Regions from separate parts of the Homo sapiens genome. Here regions 1 and 3 are each linked to region 2. A link is a contact called in ENCODE Hi-C or POLR2A ChIA-PET data. All regions are on one chromosome and are shown on one strand. The core of a region is the stretch at or near the end of the contact, and the rest is flanking DNA. Distances in the headings are between cores, read along the strand shown. Region 1 holds the start of PSEN2 (presenilin 2). Region 2 holds the start of TRIM11 (tripartite motif containing 11). Region 3 has its middle 17 kb from the start of PARP1.

The links. A loop is a pair of places that touch in the nucleus more often than their neighbours do. ChIA-PET counts read pairs that join two places held with the same protein, here RNA polymerase II (POLR2A). Pooled maps may share reads with other maps.
Region 1: a loop to region 2 is called in a pooled map, with 3 times the contacts of the local background. The contact joins the promoter of PSEN2 here to the promoter of TRIM11 in region 2. A Hi-C loop is called at or near these places in 5 of 50 pooled maps. POLR2A ChIA-PET finds 5 or more read pairs at or near these places in 2 of 52 experiments (GM10248 and activated T-cell).
Region 3: POLR2A ChIA-PET joins it to region 2 with 19 read pairs in naive thymus-derived CD4-positive, alpha-beta T cell. The contact joins the enhancer-like site here to the promoter of TRIM11 in region 2. POLR2A ChIA-PET finds 5 or more read pairs at or near these places in 2 of 52 experiments (activated B cell and naive thymus-derived CD4-positive, alpha-beta T cell).

Annotation. Positions count from the first base shown.
Region 1 is chr1:226,868,868-226,871,926 of GRCh38, reverse strand. It overlaps PSEN2 (presenilin 2), which reads right to left and starts at 1,311. Exons shown (of 13, transcript NM_000447.3): 1 at 1,278-1,311; 2 at 523-665. LOC105373119 (a long non-coding RNA gene) reads left to right here and starts at 1,377. Exons shown (of 3, transcript XR_949226.4): 1 at 1,377-1,565. RefSeq lists silencers at 849-898, 909-1,508.
Region 2 is chr1:228,405,286-228,408,131 of GRCh38, reverse strand. TRIM11 (tripartite motif containing 11) reads left to right here and starts at 1,297. Exons shown (of 6, transcript NM_145214.3): 1 at 1,297-1,978. The coding sequence starts at 1,571. It overlaps TRIM17 (tripartite motif containing 17), which reads left to right. Exons shown (of 7, transcript NM_016102.4): 7 at 1-197. RefSeq lists enhancers at 1-394, 586-635 and silencers at 986-1,055, 1,196-1,285, 1,346-1,585.
Region 3 is chr1:226,423,439-226,426,568 of GRCh38, reverse strand. No RefSeq gene overlaps it. Among named protein-coding and RNA genes, the nearest start is that of PARP1, 17 kb to the right of the region's middle. RefSeq lists a silencer at 1,876-1,925. Within about 2 kb of position 1,413, at least 4 of the 41 ENCODE cell types and tissues checked have a DNase peak (open chromatin) inside an H3K27ac peak, as active enhancers do.

The sequences.
Region 1 (3,059 bases), core at 62-2,561, 1.5 Mb after region 2:
CCAAGGCTCAACGTGGGCGTCGTGAGGACGCAGCTCTGAGGTGGGGCCAAGAACCAGGCCCCTTCTGCACCTGCGCCAGTCACCGGCTGCCCACAACCACATTCAGGAGAGAAGAACCTGAGGCTCACACACCTGAAGCAGCTTATCCCGAGACTCCAATTACCGCCAAAGGTCTTGGCTGAAGGCCTTGGAGGCTCAGGTGTCTGCAGAATTGGCTACAGAGGCATCAGAGGCTTCCTTACTGGAAGCTGGGGTCGGTCCTAATCAAGTTACTTCGTAGACAGCCTTGGCAACCCCAGGCTGTCGCTTCTGAGTTAAGTTAGTCTACAATCGTCTCTATGGAATGCTCTCAGGTTCTCCATTTGTAAATAGGGATGCAGTTACTTCACTCAACACCGTTCATACCTTTCAAAGGGAATACTTATTAAGGCAATAAACAGGGGTGAGGTCTGCTCGGAGGGATGGACAGCAGATCTAGAAGCCAGGACACTGGGGTCGAAGCCTGGCTCTGCTATATCGTACCTGGGCGACCTTGGGAAAAGTCACTTTAGCTCTGTGGCCTCAGTTTCTTCATCAGTAAAATTCAGAGGGGGGACTAGCTTCTGTCTCAGGTTCCTTCAGCTCCAAAAGCTTGCTTCTGGCTGTCTCCTCACTGCTGGAAATGCCTGATAAAACAGCCAAACACCGCTGCTAACAGAAACCGGCTCTAGGCTTGAGCCTGCGGCCCTGCCCCTCACGTGCGGGCAGAGCCCCCGCGCGCCTCCTTCCCGGGGAAAGCATGCCCAGGACCCGGTGCTAGAGGCCGAATGGACTCGGCGCAACGGAGGTCTCCGGCGAGAGAGAAGAAGAACAAAACGCCCCCGCCTGCTACACGCCTCAGAGACCCACGTGCACCGCTCCTTTAAATGCACCGGCCCTTTAACCGCTCGCGCCGCGCCCACCCCCAGCCGGGGCTCGGCGGCAGGCGGGCGCAGGGAAGTGGGGACGCAGTGAGGCCGAAGGCCTGAGGGCCGCTCCCCGCGATCCTTCCACGACCCAGTTCCGGGCCGGCCCAGCCGCCGCCTGCCGGGCACTCTCCTCTCTCCGCCCCCGCGCTGGCCGCAGAGGCCAGGAGCGCTGCGCACGCAGGGGCCGCAGACCCACAGCCGGGGAAGGGACCGTGGCCAGAGGCGTGCGGAGGGCAGGGCAGGGCCCTCAGGGCGCAGCCCCACCCCGGGCCCTCAGCGCCGCAGGCGACAGGGCCCTGGCCTGGGCACCCCCCGGCACCGCCCGCTCACCTGCTCTGCCGCCGCGCTCCAGCGGAGTTTACGCAGCTGGCTGAGCGCCCGGCCGGACCCGGCGCCGGCCCAGGCCCCGCCCCACGCCCGCCCAGGCCACGCCCGGTGGGCGACGCCGCGTTCCCTCGTCCACTGGGGCCCCACCTGGAGTCCCGGGCGCGCGGGGAGGGTGGCCTTCACGCCGCGTGGATGACAGGGTCATCCCGACGTCGGAACTAAGCGACGACCTTAGAAGGAGTGGAGGCCGGGCCTGTCATCTTCCTGCGGGCCTGGCAGCAGCGTGGGGCGGTAGGACATAGGCTTCGAGGACACTCTTTCTTGTAGTTTTGGGTCCACATCCCCTCCTCCTCCCGGTTGTTCTCACATTAAAGGAGCACTAATGGCCCAATGTGAGCTAACACCATGAGAATGTTCCTGGTCTGTTCCCTAGGGCGCTTCAGAGCCACCAGGAGCTCTGCATAAAATTGAACAGGAATAAATTGCTGCCTGACCTGAGAATTGGCCTAGGGGGTTGTGGTTCCAGGATTTGGGGTCTGTGGGGTAGGTTGAGATTGTCAATAATTTGGCGTTGTCTGAGTAGTTTTACTTTTTTTTTTTTAACTTAAGGTGAAATTCACATAACATAAAATTTACCATTTTAAAGTGGGCATTTCAGTGGCATTTAGTGAATTCACAATGCTGTGCAACCACCACCTCTGTCTAGTTCCAAAACATTTTCCTCATTCCGAAAGAAAAACCCCATACCCATTGAGAAGTTTCTTCCCAATGCCCTCTTCCCCCCCAGCCCCTGGCAATTACCAGTCTACTTCTGTCTCTATATTTACTTACTTTAGATACTTCATATAAACGGAATCACAGTGTGTGGACTTTTGTGTCTTTCACTTAGCATGTTTTCGAGGTTCATCCTCAGGTAGCATGTAACAGACTTTATTCCTTTTTATGACTGAATAGTGTTTGTGTGTGTATATGTATATGTGTGTGCGTGTGTGTGTGTGTATCATGTATGCCACAGTTTATTCATCTATGGACATTGGGGCTGTTTGCATCTTTTGGCTTTGTGAATAATGCTACCATGAACATGCATGTACATGTATTTGTTTGAGAGCCCATTTTTATTTGGGGAGGGTACATACATAGGGGTTGAATTGTTGGATCGCATGGTAATTCAATTTTTTTTTTTTTTTGAGACAGAGCCTTGCTCTGTTGCCCAGCCTAGAGTGCAGTGGCCGCAATCTTGGCTCACTGCAACCTCTGCCTCCCAGGTTCGAGCAATTATCTTGCCTCGGCCTCCTGAGTAGCTGGAGTTACAGGTGTGTGCCACCACATCTGGCTAATTTTTGTATTTTTAGTAGAGATGGGGTTTCCCCATGTTGGCCAGGCTGGTCTTGATCCTGAACTCAAGTTATCTGCCTGCCTTGGCCTCCCACAGTGCTGGATTATAGGCATGAGCCACCGTGCCCAGCCTTCAGTGTTTAACTATTTGGGGAACCCCAAGTGGTTTCCACGATGGCTGAACCATTTTATATTCCTACCAGCAATGTACAGGATCCCAATTTCTCCACATCCTCACCAACACTTGTTATTTTCCATTTTATTGTTATCCTAGTAGGTGTGCAGCGGTACCTCATTCTGGTTTTGGTTTACATTTTCCTAATAACTAATGCTATTAAGCATTCTCCTTTTCATGTGTTTGTTGGCCATCTGTATATCTTCTTTGGAGACATGCCTATTCAAGTCCTTTGCCCATTTTAAAATTGGGTTGTCTTTTTGTTGTTGGGTTGT
Region 2 (2,846 bases), core at 48-2,547:
CCACCTGCCAGGGTTCTCTGGCATCACGCTGGCAGCCATTAGACACACAGGGGGGTTTCTCAAATTCTAAATATAATTGTGATTAGAACTGTCAAACATTAAGAGGGTATACTGACAGATGCTTCCTAGAGGAAACTTTTGAAAGCCCCTGCGTTCTGAGTGGACCGATTTCTAAATCCATACCTACACACCAGGAACAGCGTGGTCACGTTTTTTTTAGCCATGCCCCCACCCCCACTTTGGAATGACAGGAATCTGTGGCTCCCAGCCCCCCCAGGGGTTTAGGTTACTCTGTCAAAGAAGTAGAAATATCCTATGGTGGGGAGGAGCGGGGGTGGTTGCTGTGTCAGGGATGGTCCCAGGCTGCCCATAGAAATGTCCTATGCATCCTATTGGGTCCTTCGATGGGGGAAAATGGGAAAGGCTGAACCCGTAAAAAGCCTCAGAGCTGCCCACCCCCATCCCGTTCGATCCCCAAAGTTGCACGAGCAGGGGCAAAATCCCAAAGAGATTAGGATTTATGTAGGGGCCTCTTTTCCACAGCGCCCTTACCTTTTCCAAGGAACCCCCCACCCACCCCTGCAGGGTCAAGCACTTTAACAGCCTGTGTCAGTCACTAGCAAGGCAGAATTCCAGAGTAAGCGTACTCCTACCTCGACAAAGCCGGAGTGTCTGCGCGAGGGGCTGCCTGGAACAGCATGCCCCTTTGGAGTGGTTCCCGCAGAAAGAATGTGGGCCTCCTGGAGAGCTGGTCCTGGAGGGATGCCCCCGTCCCATCCCCCAACTCCAATCATTCTGACCTTGGCCTGCCAAGGCTGTGAGGGCCGGGCCTTCCGAGGATACCCGCCCTGGGAAGCACGGGCTGAGGGGGTGAGGACGCACTAGGGGTATGGCGAAGGGCTCCAATGCCCCAGGCTGCGGACTCCCTTAGTCCTTGCAGTTGCTTCCGTGTGCCCCGCCCTGAGTCCCCATCCCTCCTTGCCCTGCCCCCTGCTCCATCCCTCCCCTGCGCCCCGCCCCCTGTCCCCATCCCTCCCCTGCGCCCCGCCCCCTGTCCCCATCCCTCCCCTGCGCCTGAGTCCTCCCCAGGGCAGGGGTAAAAGACCTGGCCACAAGAACCGGAGCGGTGGTGACGCCAGGTCAGCAAGTGAAAGCTCTCCAATTCCGTCCCGCCCGCGGGCCGCGTGACTGGCAGCGGCCAATCGGAGGCAAAAGCGGGTTGTTCCAAAAAAAAAAAAAAAAAAAAAAAAAAAAAAAAAAAAACACACAAAACCCACCCAGTCGCTTCCTGCTTCCGCCTCGGCTCCTCTTCCTGCCGGCATCCGGGATCCCTACGTCCCGCGTCCCCCGAGCGCTCGGAGCCTACGCGCCCAGCGCTACCGAAACCCAGAGTCCTGCGCCCTGGAGTCCCCGCGCCCCGGAGCCCGAGCACCCGGGAGTCCCGAGCCTCGCGCCCCGGAGTGCCCGAGCCTGCGCCGCCGCACCCGGATACCCCGCGTCCCCGCGAGCTGCCGAGGCCGCCCGCCGCCGCCCCGCGGACAGTACCGCCTTCCTCCCCTCTGTCCGCGCCATGGCCGCCCCCGACCTGTCCACCAACCTCCAGGAGGAGGCCACCTGCGCCATCTGCCTCGACTACTTCACGGATCCGGTGATGACCGACTGCGGCCACAACTTCTGCCGCGAGTGCATCCGGCGCTGCTGGGGCCAGCCCGAGGGCCCGTACGCGTGCCCCGAGTGCCGCGAGCTGTCCCCGCAGAGGAACCTGCGGCCCAACCGCCCGCTTGCTAAGATGGCCGAGATGGCGCGGCGCCTGCACCCGCCGTCGCCGGTCCCGCAGGGCGTGTGCCCCGCGCACCGCGAGCCACTGGCCGCCTTCTGTGGCGACGAGCTGCGCCTCCTGTGTGCGGCCTGCGAGCGCTCTGGGGAGCACTGGGCGCACCGCGTGCGGCCGCTGCAGGACGCGGCCGAAGACCTCAAGGTGCTCCTGGGCGGGGGTGGCGTGCAGGGGCGTCGGGGAGCCGGGGACTGGGGAGGCCTGGGCGGGTGGGAGGTTTGGGGGACTGCTCCGGGAGTAATCTGTCTCTGTCTAGGGCGGGGAGCTCAGGATGCAGCCTGCTGTGGGCCTGTGAGGGGGGTGTCGCGCAGGGTGGCTGTGGGGGCTCATGACACAGCCTGTTTCAACCAGGCCCCTTGAGGCTGGGACCATGGCCGCCAATGAGACCCTGCTCTCGGGGGTGAGGGGCGTACCTCTCATAGATAGAGGCTAAGAGAGGAAGGTGGAAGGTGGAAGGTGGTGGAGTGGGGGCAAGGAAAATGTGGCCATACCCTGGCCAGCAAGGAGCTGGAATCAGAGGAAAGTGGGAGAACCTCAGAGGTGGCCGATCCTAGATGGACTCCCTGCAGGGACTGTGTTAGCAGGTCAGTACTTAAGTCCTGGGAAAGCCCCAGACTGGGCAGGATGAGGGGGACACAGTCGTTTCCTCTCTAACCTCCCCTCCAGGGCTGCCCTGCATTTCTGGGTGGGGTACTGGGAGCCATCTCTGCCATCTGAGATGCCAGGGCTCAGCCTGCCTTTTCTCCCCTTGTCTTGCTGCTTAAAACCCAAATAAAACCCGAGCTGAAGGGCCTGGGGCACACGTTCCCTGGCCTGCGCTCCCTCCCGCTGTCCTCTTTCCTCGCTGACCTGCTGCAGGTGTGCTCCTGGGAGCCTACGTGTGGGGCAGATGGCAGCATCTTTGGAGCTTTCTTGATTGCACTTTGTGTGTTGCATCATGGTCACTTGTGTGTGCCAGATGAGCAGTTAAGGCAGTGTTAGAATCAGTACTGAGCTTGATCTGTCCCTATCA
Region 3 (3,130 bases), core at 164-2,663, 2.0 Mb after region 2:
CCTGCCAGCCCCGGGCAATGAGGGACTTAGCACCCGGGCCAGCGGCTGCGGAGGGTGTACTGGGTCCCCCAGCAGTGCCAGCCCACCGGCGCTGTGCTCGATTTCTCCCGGGCCTTAGCTGCCTTCCCGAGGGGCAGGGCTCGGGACCTGCAGCCCGCCATGCCTGAGCCTCCCACCCCCTCCATGGGCTCCTGTGCGGCCCGAGCCTCCCTGACGAGCGCCACCCCTGCTCCATGGTGCCCAGTCCCATCGACCACCCAAAGGCTGAGAAGCGCGGCCAAATGGCGCGGGACTGGCAGGGAGCTCCACCTGCAGCCCTGGTGCGTGATCCACTGGGTGAAGCCAGCTGGGCTCCTGAGTCTGGTGGGGACGTGGAGAACCTTTATGTCTAGCTCAGGGATTGTAAATACACCAATCGGCACTCTGTCTCTAGCTCAAGGTTTGTAAACACACCAATCAGCACACTGTGTCTAGCTCAGGGTTTGTGAGTGCACCAATGGACACTCTGTATCTAGCTACTCTGGTGGGGCCTTCGACAACCTTTGTGTCTAGCTCAGGGATTGTAAACGCACCAATCAGCGCCCTGTCAAAACAGACCACTGGGCTCTACCAGTCAGCGAACGTGGGTGGGGCCAGATAAGAGAATAAAAGTAGGCTGCCGGAGCCAGCAGCGGCAACCCTCCTGGGATATTCTTCTGCAGTGTGGAAGCTTTGTTCTTTCGCTCTTTGCAATAAATCTTGCTACTGCTCACTCTTTGGGTCCACGCTTTTTTTATGAGCTGTAACACTCACCGCCAAGGTCTGCAGCTTTACTTCTGAGCCAGCGAAACCACGAACCCACCAGAAAGAAGAAACTCCTAACACATCCGGCCATCAGAAGGAACAAACTCCAGACGCGCCACCTTAAGAGCTGTAATGTAACACTCACCGCGAGGGTCCGCGGCTTCATTGTTGAAGTCAGTGAGACCGAGAACCCACCAATTCCGGACACACTGGGAGCAAGGGGCCACCAGGTTGCTTAAGGAGGGGTGAACTGACTCAGGTCAAAAACGGAGCAGTTCAAAACTCCCGTTCTGATCAGTAGTGGAACCGCACCTGTGAGTAATCACCGTACTGCAGAATGGGCAACATAGTGAGACCCCCATGTCTAAAAATAATAATTAAAAATTTAAAAAGAAAAGGATTTCCTGTGGAGGATTTTCAAAATACACTGGCCTAGGTTTCTGTCCCAGAGATTTGGATCTGGGCCAGGGCCCAGGTGTGTATTTGAGGGGTAATAAATGAAATTAATACATGTACAGTGCTTAGAAGGGCTCACATTATCATGCAAAAAATGTTAGCTCTGTTATTCATTGTTATCCAAAAAGTCTATTGAGTATCTACTCTGTGCAGCACCGGAAATACACTGATAAGCCCACATCTCTGCTCTTTCAGAGCTTACAACGTGCAGAGGAAAAAACAAACAACAAAAAATAAAAAAAAAAAATTGAAACTAGCAAATTCAAAGAGTGCTATATCCAGTCTGCCCTCAAACCCCTGCCTTTTCTGCCTCCTAGGACTATCCTCTTCTCTCCTCCCACTGCCACTGTCCTGGTCCAGGCCGCCATCACCTCTCACCAGGATGGCTCCAACAGCTCCCAATTTTCTCTGCCTGCAGCCTTGCAGCTTTCCTCACAATGCAACCAGAGGGATTGTCTAAAAGGCGCATCTTCCTCCTCTCCTGCCAGTTTCCAAATCTCTTCTCCAAGTGTGCTGCCGGCAAATTAAACAAGACAACCAACCCAGGCTGGAGTAGATCTTGCGGGTTTCTTTCATCAACATCACACCTCATTAGGTTGATTTGTGTGTTTCCAGAGTTGCCTGTGCTGGGTGAGTGTGTGTATTTTGAACACCATCTAGTGGACAATAGGGCAATTTATTTCCAGGCTATGGAATGAACTCCCCAAGCCCTAGTCAATCTTTCGAACTTCAAAGATTTAATAAGTAGCCAGATTTTAAAAGCAAAGATTGTTCTTGACCCCATAACAAGATCAGAGTCAAAGGCAACTTGCAGCCTGCTTCAGAAGCTCCACTCTGCCAATAGGCCAGAGGGAAAGGAGGAGTAGGGTGGTGCCAAATAGAGGTAACTTTGGCCGTTAAGATCCTTTTGTCCTCACCCCAGATGCTGGTTCCTTGCTCTCCCTGTAGCTTCAGATTCTCAGCTGGTTTCCCATCCCTTTTCCTAAAAGGACAACAGCCCTGCCTAGCAGATTTCAAATTTCAGTCTACCAAGCACTGCTATTTCGCTCTCTCTCTCTCTTTTGTCTTTTTTTAAAGAGACGGAGTCTCACTCTGTCACCCAGGCTGGAGTGCAGTGGCACAATCACAATTCATTGCAGCCCTGAGCTCAAGCCATCCTCCCACCTCAACCTCTGGGACTACAGGCCCATGCCACCATGACTACCTAACTTTTTAAAATTTTTTGTAGAATGGTTGGGTGTGGTAGCCCACATCTGTAATCTCAGCACTTTGGGAGGGCAAGCCAAGGGGATTGCTTGACCCCAGGAGTTCAAGACCAGCCTGGGCAACATGGCGAAACCCCATCTATACAAAAAATTCAAAAATTATCCTGGCATGCTTGTAGCATCCTGCGCACGCCTGTAGCCTCAACTACTTGGGAGGCTGAGGTGGGAGGATCAGTTGAGCCTGACAGGAGGAGGCTGCAGTCAGCCAAGATCATGCCACTGCACTCCAGCCTGGGCAACAGAGCGAGACCCTGCCTCAGAAAAAAAAAATTGTTTTTGTCGAGACAGGGTCTCTCTGTGTTTCCCATGCTGGTCTCGAATGCCTGGCCTCAAGCAATCCCCCTGCCTCGGCCTCCCAAAGTGTTGGGATGACATCTGTGAGCCACCACACTTGGCCCCCAAGCACTGCTATTTCCCATGGTAAATTAATAAATTGGTGTCCTGATTTTCATATCAGTCTCCCAATGGGTTCCCAATGGATTCCTTCTGGATACGTGGACAAAATTGAGTTACGAGACTAAGAAAGCTCAGTGTCAGACCCTAGAACATGGTGAGCCCATCAAGGTCAGGCCACCTGGTCATTCCTTGAGCACCAGTCAACTGGCCTCCCTGTGGAATGGCCATCT